Regions from separate parts of the Homo sapiens genome. Here region 2 is linked to region 1. Evidence: read pairs that join two places in POLR2A ChIA-PET (ENCODE). Cell type or tissue: GM12878. All regions are shown on one strand. Links, peaks and the distances in the headings refer to the core of each region. The heading gives the core; the rest is flanking DNA.

Region 1 (6,915 bases), core at 512-4,511:
ACAATTTATTATGGAACATTTTAAATATATGTAAAATTAGAGAGTAGTAAAATCTACCCCCATATAGCCACCATCCAGCTAATGATTCAAGAATGGCCAATTGTGTTTCTTCCTCATAGCCGCACATTTGCTGCTCCTCGCTAGATTATTTCAAATTGTATATAAGAGAGTAACATTACTTCCTTAACATCAAATAGCTAGTCATTTAAAAAATTTACCCAGTTGTCTTTTGATGTTTTTGGTATAGTGGTTTATTTGATCTATATTTAAACAAGATTCATGGATTATACTTGGATAATATGTTTCTGAAGTCTCTCAGTTTATACTTTAACTCTTTCTTAAAATTTTTTTATATTGATTTGCTGAAGAAGCTGGGTTGTTTTGCTCTGTATTTTCTTGTCTGTATTTTTTCCGACTGACTGTATCTTCTTGGTAACATTTAACATGCTCTTCTGTCTCTTTTTTTCCTTAAATGTGGTAGCTAGATACAGAGCTTGGTGTGATTGCTTTCTTGCTTCCTTTCTTTCTTATAAACAATATCTCATTAGTTGTATTTAATGCTTCCATCACAAAGCACATATTCTGGTTATCTCCTTTTGTGTGATTTTAGTGGCCATTGATGATCATTGCCTGGATCCAACATTGCATTAGGGGTTTGCAAAATGGTAATCTTATTATTTCATCATTTTTAATTGATTAGCTGAAGTATGAACATATACAGAACAATTTCCCCTCATCAACTATTTAGTTGATGAACTATTTAGTTGATGAAATAGGTTTCATACAGGAAAGGCAGATTAAATGTCTAAGTTGTCCCTTTATTTGTTAGTTTTCAGAATATAATTATAACATTTCCCAATGTAACTGATGCATTTTTCTTTTTAGTATCCTTATGAACTCATGAATTTTGACATTAGATGTATTTCAATATATTGCACTTTTCTCCATTTTACTTTTTCTCCTTACACTGTATGCTAGAGGTTATTCTGTTGCATATAAAAAGATGTATTTAATTTTTTACAGCTTCATACATTTGCATTGTGTGGATGTACCATATATTATTCAATCAGTATCCTCTTGATGAACATTAGGCTTTACAGCTTTTTGATAATATAAAAGTGCTACAGTGAATATGGAAATGTAAACAATTCATATACAAATGTATTGCTGATAAAGACATCTAGAAATGGAATTCTTGGGACAAAGGGCAAATGTATATGTAATTTTGCTAGATATTGCCAAATTTCCCTTTATAGGTATTGTGCCATTTTACAAATGCATTTCTAATTGCATAAGGAAAGACTGGAAACATTCGTGTAGAGTATAAAGACTAAATATGATCTAAAGTCAACAGACACAAAGAATTATCTAAAATATATATAGCATTTTTATTTAAGCTCATCTTCTTTTTGACACTGCTTATTTATATAATAACTCTGTCTTGATAAGAACTTCTGTCATAAGATAATATTTACTAAGTCTAATACATTACAATTATATAAACAACATTATCAATATTCAAACACATTCTCATTTATTAAGTACTATTATTTAGGAAGCAAGCTTTGTTTCCATATAATTCACCTTGTTATCATAAAACTTTACAAGAACAGAAGTCATAAATGTGTTCATTGTCCAGACCTCATAGTAGACATTAGTCCTTTTTTGTCATAAGCCATAATCTATACATCATAAAACCATCTGAGAAAGTTAGTTACTAACTTTTAAACTAGAGAATAATGAACAAATATAAATGTTCTTTTAAATATTTAGATTTTCTTCTTAAGGGTGTCTTAACATGGATTGATATACTCCTATGGCATAAAGCTATTGAGTAATTAGTGATGAGATGACTGACAAAACCCAAAGTAATAGTCCAGTGTCCTTCTTAAACCACGACTCCTAAATCTGCTTTTCTTTATTGATATAATGAGGGGAGAATTAATTTTAAAAGGTGGTGGCTATTGATTACTTAATGGAAGAAGATAGTGTAGCAAAATGCTGAAACGAGTCTATTCTGTGCCCTCCTGTGCAACAGGACCCATTATCCCATTGTGGAAATCGCACCCTTACTCTCATTAATATTTAACAGGCTATATATAGGCTACAAAATTGCCTTGGGCATGGGCTCCAATCAGCCATAGAATGGTTTCAAGTATATAAAAGAGTAATAGATTTCTGTGTGTTCAGATTGTTTATAAGCAGGACAACAATACGCTCAATTCCCTTCTGTGATTGCTGAGCAATGACAGCCAGATGGAAACACCTCCTAGGCAAGTTGGAGTGATTCATATTCTGGGAAGCCACTGTAGGCTAGTAAGTACTACATAAGAAGAGTTTGTATTTTCCAGTGTGGTTCTCAGTTTCAGCTTTCGTTTCTGCTCCTCTCACCACAGGCTGAAGGGCTCGTCCAGCCGGGGTGGCAAGTCAGCAAAAGGCGTTAATTGTGTCTAACACAGCTATCATCCTTGGGGCAATATTCTGTATCACACTGTCTATCAAGCTAACCCCTTGCCAGAGGTCAGGATCTTTTTATTTCAGTTCTTTTAAAAGGGAAACAAAAATCTTTAAAGATAGCTGGTAGGGAGACATAAGAGCTTCTAGGGACTAGGAGCCCTTGAAGTTGCCTTGTACTAAAATGGGCTGTGATTTCTGAAAGGACAATATAGCAGGTCCTCCAAAAACAGTTTTCTCCAACATCATTTTGTTATAATAATATTGATGGAGAAAAAAAAATCAGTTCCTGACCAGGGTCACTGTCTGTGCAGGGTTTGCACAATCTTCTCATTTATGTGTGGGTTTCCCCCCACATCCCAAAGAAGTGCATTCCAGGTCAATTGGCATTGGCGTGTCCAAATTGTTCCACAATGAGGAGTGTGGATGTGTGCTTCAGTGTGCCCTGCGTTGGAGCAGCACCCTGTCCAGGGCTGGTTCCTGCCTTGTGCCCTGAGTTGTGGGGATAGGCTCTGGCCACTCACAGCAACCCTGAGCTGGAATAACTGGGAAAATAATTATGTTAATTTTTTAAATTAATTTTTCTTAAATATATGTATGGATCGCATTTGTTTCAGTGTTTACCATTAGAAGTGTTTGGGTCTTTATTTAGAAATTTGATGATGTTTTTGTGATGAAAAGTAGATCACAGGAACTTGTTATTTGAACTTGTGATTTCAAGTAGCCTATGGTAAAGTGGATTTTGTTACACCTGGTTTTGCTTAAGGTAGCAATTTCCGAGATCCCATTGAGAGCATTAAGGGAGGCCTTGTTGTACAAAGTTTTATAGATTACTGACTCCCATTATTAATTTTCTAAATTACCAGATTATATGTCAGTACCACCAGTTTGTTTTTAAAATATGATAAACTTGAAATAAGATAAAGTCCTTTAGAAAGAAAATAGTCTCGGGATTTATGAGTACACAAAGAACCCAACATCAGATATCCACCATCCCAAACAATGCATAAAATTAGATAGTGAGGAAATATCAATTTTTTGACTCAATGACTCAAAAGAATTTTAAAATATGTTTAAGGGATTCATTTATTTTGTTGCATATCAGAAATTATTTATAATTGCCTGCCTACATTGAGTTGCATAATAAAAATGTAGCTTTGTAAGCAAAAGGTATTCAAGACAACATCTTCTATTAACATACTGAGCTTTTTCTCAAAACCAGTGAATGAAACTGACCCAGAGATCTCATTGTAATTCTATGTTAAATGTGGAAAAATTCCATTTTACTCCCAACCTTGGACTGTGCATACCTAAATGCTGCTTTCAATTTATTAGTAAGTCTGTGTGTGTGCCTTCTTTTTCTGATACCCAGCAGAGAACTTCAAATGATCAAGAGTTGGTAATAGAAAATGCACTTATGTTCTTTTTTTTTTTTTAAACAAACTTGGTCTTTTATTTTCATTTTTATTTTAATTTTCGGGGTACATGTACAGGATGTACAGGTTTGTTACATAAGTAAACATGTGCCATGGTGTTTTGCTGCACCTGTCAACCCATCACCTAGGTATTAAGCCCATCATGCATTAGCTATTTTTCCTGATGCTCTCCGTCTCCCTGCCCTCCACCCCACAGGCCCCAGCGTGTGAACAAACTTGATCTTTGTGAGGCGTAATGGTGGATCTACTCAGATGCTTGCTTTTTGTTTGTGTTTTGTTGTTGTTATTTGTTTGTTGGTTGGTTGGTTAGTACTACATGCTGTTAAGTTTGTGGTTAGCTCATTTCAAGAAGCTTTAGTTTGGAATTCAAGGATTCTTCAGCTGCCACTTCAAAGAGCAAAATTAAAATAAAAAATTTAAAATAATTTAACCAAGATTTTCTCCAAGGTGCTTACTTAACGCTATGACAAAAAGCGTAGAAAGACATTTGATCAACTGTAAATATAAAAATGTTAATAGGTATACCTTCACAGCCTTTGGATATTCCAGAGAGAAGAGCTTTTTAAAGCCTGTATTTGCAAGAGACGGTGCTTATTAAACTATAATCTAATATACTTATCAGTTTGGACAGTGAAAATAAATTCTAAGTTTCCTTTGCTTTTTCTTTTCTATTTTATAGCGAAGCAGCAGTTTTGGGAATTTCGATCGTTTTCGGAATAATTCTTTATCAAAACCAGATGATTCAACTGAGGTTCGTAGTTTATTCCATTTTTATGAATGTTATGCAAACACATTATGAAATATTATGAAGACAATGTCACTTTTGCAAAGTAAAATAAGAAAAATGAATACATTTTAAAATTATAGCCTTGCATATGTTTTTGTGATAAATGAACAAACCATTATTTAGTACTGTTGTGGAAAGCAATGGGTTCTTGTCACACGACCAGGAAAATTTAGGCACACAGACACATTGTAGGGTGAGTAGGGCAGGGTATATCGGGTGAAAAGGAAAAAAAAAAAGAGGAACTCTCAACAAAGCAAGAGTCCTGCTAGCAGGCTCCTACCTTACAGATTGAATCCCAGGCTACCACATAACAACAAAAGAGGCCAGGCTCCTCCCTGCAGCAAACCACACGACCTTCCCATAGCTCCGTCCCCTTCCCCCAGTGCACAGGTGGGCATTATTAAGAGAGAATCAGTTGGGAAAGGGTGGGCTTCATCCAGGATCATCAGTCTGGTTTTTCAGCCTTCAAGCTGTTTTAGGCTCGAAGGGGAGGTTTCGCAAGGGACCGTTGGCTGTTTCCTGTCTCTATCAGTACCCAGTACCGTGCAGGGCATTAAAAGTAAAATCTTATTTTAAGAAGCCTAACAGATGTTTGGGAAAGCAAAACATGAACCCGAAAAGATAGAATTCAAACTGACACTGACAATTCCAAATTTCCTGAGTATTTCTACTATAAAACAATGTGAGTATACATATATGTACACATACACATACATTGTATTTATACACATTATTTGATAGATATATATAAAATGTTATGTAAGTTGTAATTGCTTTAAATTAGAACAAGATTAAGTGGCCCAACTGTAAATTTGTTAAGGAGAGCATACAGCTGCTCAATTGGACTCTCACACTTCAATGTACACTGAAACATCCCATTGGTGAGTGCTACATACACATTTGTACACTATGAACATTTTAACCGTAGCTTAAGAAAAGCTTCCCATAAAATAAAGTTTACGTAATAATTTCAATAATATGTTCATTTAGTTGAGCACTCACGATGAAATAAGCACAATGCTAACTTTATCTATCTATAACAATTTACCTATTTATAACATAGGAACTATTAGTATATCTATTTTGCCATTGCAGAAATATGCTTGCTTCATCAAATAAAATTACTTCTAAATTACAGAGTGAGTAAATGACAAAGGCAGAAATCAACCTTTTCTCTGACTCCAAAGTTTGCCATATTATCTCATAAAGTAGGGGCCACATATGCTAAGTGGTTAATGACAGGTACAACAACAACTAATAAAATAGTACAGAGAAGGGGTGTCTACTAAGAAAACTGAAAATACTGTTTACCATTGAACCTGATTCAGCAACCTTACAGGTAATATATTCTTTTTAGATCAATAGGTTTTTAGATCAATAGGTTTTTAGATCCTATGCTTATTTTCAAATATAACTATCTGTAATATTTTAAAATAATTTAATTTCAGTAATGATCCCTTTTATTAATTTATTATGTATATATTCACATTTATGAGTAAACTTGTACATAATTGTATAGTCAATCAACATTTACATAATTGTAAGTAATAAATGTAATATATACATATAAATCTCCCCCTGGCCACATATATGTGTTTGTGTGTGTGTGTGTATATATATGGAGAGAGAGAGAAACTGTATATAATTTTATTTTCAGTTGGCATTTTGTATAAATTTTTAATTCTCCACAATCATACATATATTCTACTGCTATTTAGTTTATAATTCTGGAATTAACCTGTACAAGATAGCTCATGTTCATTCAGGTTCATTGGTTAATAATGGTGGCCTAGTAATTTGTAAAAGAATTTAGCAAACCTAATAAAATAGTGTGCATATTTTTCAACAATCCAGCACTCATTCAAAAAATAACTACTCTATGACAGGTTTTCCCTTAGACACTCAGGAAGTACTGTTGCAACAACACATGAAAATCCTTACTTCATGCCTGGAGTCTATAGGGGAAGACAAATCTTAAAAAGACAAGAACAAAACCATAAGTAATATTTAAATAGAAATTTAATTCAGGCTATGGAGAAAGGCATAGAAAAATGTTAACACTCAAAAGACATAAACATAATTTCTTTGTAGCTTCTGTAAATAACGCTAGAAAAACCTGAAAAATATGTGTGGTACATTTTTCTGAAGCTTAGAAATGGTAGAGTAACACAAGTAGTAATTAACATTTCTTATTTATGTTAGCAAAGTAATTTTATAATGAAGACAGAGAAAGTTTAA
Region 2 (8,725 bases), core at 2,139-6,138, 54 kb before region 1:
CAGGAGGTGGAGCTTGCAGTGAGCCGAGATCGCGCCACTGCCCTCCAGCCTGGGCGACTGAGCAAGACTCGTCCTCAAAAAAAAAAAAAAAAAAAAAAAAAAAAAAAAGAAATATTATTTCCCCTCATTTTACAGTTGAGAAAATGGAGGCACAAAAAGTTGGTAACAGGTGCAAAGTCAGACAGCTAACAGGAGGTAGAGCCAAGACCTATAACCTAGGTCTTGCTTTTAGCTAGAGCTCCTGCTTTTAGCTACTACATTAGAGTGTTTTCCATATACGAGGGCAGACTCTAAGGCTATTATGTGATACGTGAGAAAGAGTATGCTCTCTGGAGTCAAACAAATTTGGATGGATTCTGGCTGTGCTACTTTTTTTTTGGGCTTGGATAAGTTATTTAAACCTTTTAATCTTAACTTTCTTAACTAAAAAATGGAAATAGTCAAGAAGCTAAAGTCAAATATTATAAATCTTCTAGTACTTAAGAGTGGTACTTTTTTTTCAATTTCCTTGTAAATTGCTCAAGGCATGTTTTATAACTTTACCTACAGCTCCTCTGGTCATGTGTGTTTTCAGTGAATGAATGGGACAATTCTGTGTATCCAGGGAGCCTACTCTCTACCATTTTCCTCAAAGAATCAGTCTCTTCTTAGACAGAAGCTACATTTTATAACATATTTAGAGGTCTCTTAAAAGGCATATTTTCTCTTGGAACTTTTTTTGCCTTTTAAGATTTGTGCATTAAGTCTGCAAAGACTAGAATTAAAGTAACTTGTGTTCAAAGTGCCATAGTAAATATAACAGGTATCTGATAACAGACTTCGAACTGATGAAACTGACCAACATTAATCATTTCTAAATATCCTCCTTCTTCTTTAATCTTCATCTTCTTTTCTGGGACTGCTGCACTTTGCAGGTTTTCTCTTAGAGTAGCTTCTTGGAGAGTAGCTGGTAATATAATTAGGACGTGCTTCTGATGACTCCCTCTGATATCTTCAGAAGCAGGATCAAGGCTGATGACTCCTTGGCAAGTGGCTAAGCTGTTGTATAGGCATCTGAACACAAATAGTCAGAGTTTTCTTCAAGAATAAAATCTGGACTCCCTAACTTGGCATTTCTGGATTTCATCAGTCTGGACTCAATCTAATTTTTCAGTCTTATCTGTGCACTACCCCCACCTTATTGATTTCCTATGCCGAACTGCCAAACTGAATGATTTGCTATTCCTAAAGGCTGTCTCACACTTTCTTCCCTCTATCTTTGTGACAGTGTGATGGCCTCTGCCTGATATGTGAATTCTCTCTGTTAGAACCCATCCCATCATCCCTTAGACTCAGATCAAATACTTCATCATCTAGAAAGCTTTTCTGAGTAACACCAGGCAGAAGTAGTCCCTCCTTCCTTTGAACTTCTACATTATTTGAGGGCATTATTCTTTCATTCCATATCCATGAAACACATCCTGCCAACCTACTATTTGCTATTCACAATATCAGGCACTGGAGATACAGAGCTAAATGATATCTACACTGCCCTCATCTTCATGGAACTTAACCATACTCCACTTGTGCTGGAATTAGTTCAGTATTTGTATACTTCCTATGAATAACTTATCTTTGTATCCTCCATAGTTCCTATAATGTAATGGGTCCTCAATAAATATCTGAAGAAGTGGCCAGGTGTGGTGGCTCACACCATTAATCCCAGCACTTTGGGAGGCCAAGGTGGGAGGATCACTTGATCCCAGGATTTCAAGACCAACCTGGGAAACAAAGTGAGACCCTGCCTCCAAAAAAAAAAAAAAAAAAAAAAAGTGAGCATTTTCTAACATGAAGTGCAGAACAGAAATAAATAAATAAATATTTGAGTAGCACTTGTTGCCTAAATAAATGGAGGTTAGAAACCAATGGACTTTGTTTCCATAGATCCAGATAAAGCATATTTCTTCTTGTTTTTCTAGCTGTTCTTATAGCCAAAGCTTTCCTCATTCTAATAAATCCAGTTATAGATAAATTATTTTGTACATGTGAGTGTTTGTGGATGTGTGTAGGTGTAGGGAAATACACAACAGTCATATTTTTCTTTTTTATTTAGGTAGTTTTGTCTATTTTAATATATAACTTAACGATTAAGTGAGTTTTATCTGCAGAAGGTCAAACATATCTACAGAATGCTCAGAATTTCAGATGATATTGTTCAGCATTCGTGACAGAAAAGCCTCAGTGGACTTGGAGAGAGGGTTCAAGAGCATGTTAGAGTTAAATTGGTTTGGTAAACTTAATGAGACCACTTACACTCCGGGATTTGAGACACTAAAGTGAAAGAAGTTGGATGAGTGCAAATTATTATTTTTGTATTCTACACATATATTCTATAACAACAACAAGTGAAAAATATCCAGTTTCATTTTAGCATAGCTGGTATTTTTTTCAATAGTAATTGCAGGGTTATTATTTAGGTTATTTAACTTTCATATTATAGAATGTAAAGGAGGCAGTGTTGGGGTTTGAAAAGATGTGCTTCTGTAATGAATGTTACTTACTATTAATGGCAGGTAGTCAGAGGCGACATTTTTGCAATTTAAAAGGGTAAGAGTGTGATTATATTTTTAAAAATATACGTGCCAAGATATGCAGATATGATGGAGCTGGGCCTAAACCCCACATTTCATGGGAAATGAATCTAATCTACAAGGACACTAGTTTCTCCTTGACTTCAAAAATTTTAGGAATAGTACAATCTTGGGGTCTTTTTTTTTTTTTTTTTTTTTTTTTGATGGATTCTCACCCTGTCGCCCAGGCTGGAGTGTAATGGCATGATCTTGGCTCACTGCAACTTCTGCCTCTTGGGTTCAAATGATTCTCCTGCCTCAGCCTCCCTAGTAGCTGGGATTACAGGTGCCCGCCACCATGCCCGGCTTATTTTTGTATTTTTAGTAGAGATGGGGTTTCACCATGTTGGCCAGGCTGGTCTTGAACTCCTGACCTTGTGATCTGCTTGGTGTCTTTGATTCTATTATTACATCAGAGTTTTTAGGTGGCCTGAAATTAACTCATCTTTGAGGAAGTCCTTGTTCACCCAGATATGCTTCCTGCTAAGCCCACTGTAGCCTCCCACTCTCAAGGTGGGTGCTGATGGATTTAATGCAGCTCCGACATTGCCGGCAGAGTGTGCTTGAGTAAACTCCTTACCCTCTTTCACCCACTAATTCCAACTCTGTAAGGTGGTTTCAGTCCTACTCACTCTCTTTCCTCTGAGTAACTCTTTGCATACCAAAAACACCCAGTAGTTAAGCAAGGTTATTAATATCTATTAGAAAAATTTAGTGAAATAGTGTTGGGATTCATCTATAGTAAGTAATATTTATTGCAAAAATCAAAGCACCCAGAGGTCTGTAAGATTGGAACATTTTATTCCGTTGAGATACTATAAACAAACGGAATCAGACAGGGAAATGTATTATTTGTCAAGGGCTCTTCACAGAAGTCAACAGAAAATGAGATACAGAGATGTTTAACATGAAGTTAAGTTGTTTGTAGTGTCTGTGGGATCAGGGAGTGAAGAAATATTTGTGATTATGGAATTGATATAAATTGAGAAAGGTAAAAGATCAGATTTATGAAAGGGTATACTCCACAAGAGAAATGGGAAAGGAAAAACCAAGGATGATGATCTTTTCTAACATCTGAGATGAGTGGTGTTGAGAGGGGATTTCAGCTGCATCTTAAGAAAGGGAATAGTCGAGGTGACCAAAAATAATCTTTGAAGCCAAGTGTTTCAAATCAATTTATAAGAAGAATAACTGAAGAGTACTTACGAAGCTCTGTAAGCTAAGAGCATGGCACATCTTAACAAAAGGAGGAAAATGAGCCATAGGCTTGGTAGGGAATGAGGGTAAGAAAGGATAGAGTTTGTGGGCTGTGAAGGAGACAAAGTCTTCCTTTCATATGTTTTTATAATAACACATATATTTTTCAAAATCTGGGAGACTTTTTCAGATTTATAAGGATAAACAAATTATTTTTATAAGATTAAGAAATGGGGCCAGGTGTGGTGGCTTACACCTGTAATCTCAGCACTTTGGGAGGCTGAGGCAGGCGGATCATGAGGTCAGGAGATCGAGACCATCCTGGCTAACACAGTAAAACCCTGTCTCTTCTAAAAAAAAAATATATATATATATATATATATATATATATATATATATATATATATACACACATATATATAAATTAGCCCACCATGGTGACATGCACCTGTAATCCCAGCTACTCGAGAGGCTGAGGCAGGAGAATCACTTGAACCCGGGAGGTGGAGGTTGCAATGAGCCGAGATTGCACGACTGCACTCCAGCCTGAGAGACAGAGTGAGATTCCGTCTCAAAAAAAAAAAAAAAAAAAAAAAAAGAAACGGATGCAATCTAGACATAAACAAGGAGCAAATATCCATTCCTCCTCTCAAATTTCTAAAATATTTTCAAACCCATTTTATATAGTGTGAAAATGTTTAAAAAGTGACAGTAACAAAAGATCTTTCAGGAAGAGGCAAAGTCAAAGACCCAAAAGAACAGAACAGAGACCTGCTTACAGAAGAATTCAAACAGTATAGTGAGAAAAATTGTAATAGTGAGAGACAGAATCATATAACAAAAATCAAAGAAAAATGAGTGTAGTTGATATACAGCATCTGAAGGTGAGAACATAAACAAAGCTGTACTTAAAGGTATCTAAGGCAAGTATGAGACTTTTTTTGGAATCTTGTATGAACTCATCACAATGGTGACAAATCGTGTGGATGATGGAAAAATTCTTTACGCAACTGTTTCAGTTGGAGGAACAGGTGGTCTGCTAATGTTCACCAATAAATAGAGTAACAAAAGGTTTTACAATTCTTTCAGTTCAAACGTGCAGCAGTGGATGCTAATTATTGGCATGGGAAAGTGCTCTTAGGATACACAGCTTCACTGTTGAGTTGTATAAAAGTTTTAATATGTCTCAAGAAAACCAGAGGTCTCTGGGAGACAGACGAGGTAACTGGAGACAGACAGCTTAACCGGGATAAGCTGTCTGTGCCTGTCCTCCATTTTGTCTCTCTATTCTCTCCCTTGGCAGTCTCCCTCGGTCTCTCTGACCCTGGTCTTCCCCCTTCAATCAACATGACACACCATTATCAGATTAATCTAACAGATTAATTTTCTTGACTATTCTAACTGATAAATGCTACCCTGATTAATGATCCTGAAGCTCAAATCTAATAATGTCCCTGCTCCCCTCACAAACCTTTAAACGCCTCCCCCACAACCTACAGGGTCAAATCTAAACTCATTCACCTAATCTTCCTTCTAACCAGATGCACACAGGTCTTTTTTACACACTCTTTACTGCAGACAAAGTGAGTATCATCCTTTCATCAAGCACAATGATATTTTTTTCCATCTTCACATCTTCATACTATTTCCTCATTTTGGCCTTTCTTTTCTTCTCTACCTATTTGATAAACAGTAGTGAAGTTTAAAAGTGTAGGTGAATGAGTAAGAATCCATGATGTAGACTTTGAAAAATAGACATATGCAAAGAAAGAATTAAGGCTAGAGAGGACCAGTAAAAAGACAGTGAGTAAGGAGGCACATGGTTTAGGAAAAAGGAAAAACAATTCACGGATTCCATTCTCATTTTCTTTGTGCTTTAGTGATGTCAGGCTCCTGCCAAAAAACCTCTGTGTTCCCATTTGTGGTGAGTAGTATTATTTTTGGACCTGGTAAATAATAAGACATACTAAGAAGAAAGCTCACACACTCACCCGGAAGAAGGTAGACTATGAACTATCAATGCATAATTCCTCATAATTTAACATCCTTGTGTTTCATCTCCAACGTCAAAAATCAGTTGTTGGAACAGCTTTAAATTTACTTTTTTGCAGTGGAATTATTGTGGGATGGAAAGGTAAAAAGTTTCAGCAAATGTGTTTGGACCACTTATGGAAAAGAAAGCATCATAAATGGTAATCTGGACTGAGAATTTTGAAAAGATAAATAGGAAAATGTGATGCAAAAATGCCAAAACATATCTATACTCACTACAGTCTGTGCTAAAATTAATATACTTGACAATAAAGATTCTAAAAATAATTTTATAAACTTAAGGTGAGCAAGAAAATAATCATTAATTATGACAATTTTACATGATGAAATTTTAATTATGACCAATTTAATATTTGATGCTAGGAGAATCAGCATTTACCCAAGAGAAGAATTTGAAAATTAGGAGATTCTGCATGGCTTATTCATTCATTTATCCATTCATTCACTCATTTAGCAAAGTCACGTAAGGTGCCTCCTAAGCCATCCAGTCTATGAACTTGAGAGCTTAGAAGTATGCATGTGTGTTAGGAGAAGGGGTGGACAAGAGAGTTTACGTGATCTTATTAAAAGAAAACGGTAAAACGGAAGAATAAGTAATAGCAATTTTTGGTGTAAAAATTCAATAATATGGCAAACACTTTGTAGTACCTGTATATAAAATAAGCCTGAAAAAAGGTCTCGCCAGACATGCAAACACATTTTTTATTAGATAAAGAAGAGCTTGTAGAATAAACACATAAAATATGAGATATTATAATAGTAGAAGATGTCAGGTTTATGGAAATTCCTTAGGTTGAATATGAAGTAAATCATAAATGTGCATAAAATGTTTAAGTGTCTTTTCCAATAAAACATTTTACAATAAAAATAAAGATAAAATGAGAAAATGTAATTTCTCTGTAAGTGTGAAGTATTAGTCTAGAAACCCAGGATAAATAGAGGTAATATTAAAATAGACTTTTGAGACACAGCAATGTAGCATTCAAACCAGTCAAATTATTTGGGTTGATGTTTGGCTTTTCCCAATTACACAAACTTCATGCATATGTGAAAACAATAGTCCTGTGATCTAGTTATAGAATTGTTATGGAAACCAAGAATCCCTCTTCTTCATGAATTACCCTAAGGATTTTGCTCCTTTTCTCTCTTCATGTGTTTTCACTCTGTGCTTGTTTACTCAAAGGCATCATATTAAGGAGAAAGTTGAATTGATATTCCTTATAGTAAAATCTTCCTAAAGTTATCATAAAACATTTGTAATTTAGATTAGTTCCTATGATCATGAAATAAGATCCATGATAATCAAGTATAACTACATTTTGGCTTTCACAAGACAGTTGGAATACGTTTCACTGGATTCTCAAATAGAAGGAGGAAGACAATTATGGACAATCTGAGGTGGGGGCCCAATATGCTTATTAGCCATGAAAGACCTAAATGTCCTTTTTACTTAGAGCCTCTCTTGCATGCTCCAACAGAAGGAAGCAAATCACCAAAGCTGGACATCAATCTTTGGCAGGAGAGAAGCCTGAATGTTAGAACATTTGAAGGAGCTCATTAGAACATATAATGAGCCTTGGCAAATGCTCCAAGTGTTGCCAAATTTTCTTTTATTGCAAAGAAATATGTTCATAATTCAAATACTGCTAAGCAAACTATAGAAAAGACATATTTTGCATGTGTAGCATGGTGTGTTAGAAGCTGTGTTATACCCTTAAGGGAATACTGCTCAAAGCCAGAAGAGTCAGCTATGAGCTTAGCTCTGTCATAGTAGGATCTCTTTGGATCAAATTGCCTAATCTCCATGGGCTTCTACCTCCTCATCTTTGGAATGGAGGAGAATGTCAATGATTTTTAAGATCCTTGCTGTCTTCAATAGTTTGGGTCATAAGGATACAATGAGGAAGATAAATTATATGTGCAGAAAAAGTTTTGTATATAAAGGTTTCTTTCTAATTTTTCAAAGCAATTTTCTTCAGATGATGCCTGTTGGCCGTATTTCTACATTTTTTACCTTTACCTCAGCTGGTTTAGGTTTAGGGTTTTGTTTTTGTTTTTGTTTTGATTTCTGAACAACTATACTTCCTCTATCCCATCTCCTTTCTCTCTCCCTCATGGTCTCTGGATGCATCAGCCATGACTTAAACAATGTAAGTCAGAACCAGCAAGTATGCATATGAATTCACTTCAGGGCTACAGAAACTTCTTCATGAACAAGAATTTCCATTTTCATTCTCAGGAGCTCTCACCATTCTAACAAGAAGTACTTTAAAAATCCTTTTCAATGCTATTTCAGAGGAGTAAAGTCTGCTTTGAAAAAATGGATGGGTGAAGTTTAAGTAAGACTGTAGAAGGGAGCAGAAGATCAGGGTCTGTGCGGTATAAAGAGTGCTTGGTTGGAGAGAGACATCTGCTTTTGCCACCATCACCCTGACTCCCACCCATCATCACATACACACTAGGTGCCACCTTGAGTGGTTCATGCCTTTGAAATCTTGTTTTCAGCACAGAGACACATTGTGATAATCATGGTCACCATTGACTTAGCACTTGACTTTATTTCAGGTAATTTTATGTATTCTTTTAATTGTGTTATGATTCAGTAAGACAGTATCATGGTATCATTATTTCTATTTTATATGTAGAAATCTGAAGCTCAAAGAGGATAACCGATTTATGCAGGTGGCAGAGCAGGATTTTAAGCTGAAATCTACATATAATCCAAAGTTTTTCTGCAAAGATCATGGCTTTGTAATTTTTGAGACTAGGCTAGTAACTTACCTTTACTTATCTCATCTATAAAAATGGAGACATCAGCTCCCAGCTTGCAGTATGAAATGACACCTTGGATGTGAAAGGGCTAATTA

The links. ChIA-PET counts read pairs that join two places held together with the same protein. Peaks named below come from ENCODE experiments on the same cell type or tissue, not always from the same donor. Only the 100,000 strongest peaks of a DNase experiment are listed, where the experiment ranks them.
Region 2: POLR2A ChIA-PET joins it to region 1 with 5 read pairs; 5 of 35 experiments call an interaction of 5 or more read pairs at or near these places.

What each region holds. Positions count from the first base shown.
Region 1 is chr21:14,518,876-14,525,790 of GRCh38, reverse strand. SAMSN1 (SAM domain, SH3 domain and nuclear localization signals 1) reads left to right here. Exons shown (of 8, transcript NM_022136.5): 2 at 4,570-4,641. The region is part of intron 1 of LOC124905053 (a long non-coding RNA gene); the gene reads right to left. Among named protein-coding and RNA genes, the nearest start is that of SAMSN1, 24 kb to the left of the region's middle. In GM12878, for the core only: no CTCF peak of the experiment used is centred there; a DNase peak (open chromatin) is centred at 2,330; H3K4me3 peaks cover 704 bases; H3K27ac peaks cover 712 bases.
Region 2 is chr21:14,572,728-14,581,452 of GRCh38, reverse strand. It overlaps a transcript of SAMSN1 not described here. Among named protein-coding and RNA genes, the nearest start is that of SAMSN1-AS1, 5.1 kb to the left of the region's middle. RefSeq lists an enhancer at 2,971-3,265. In GM12878, for the core only: no CTCF peak of the experiment used is centred there; no DNase peak of the experiment used is centred there.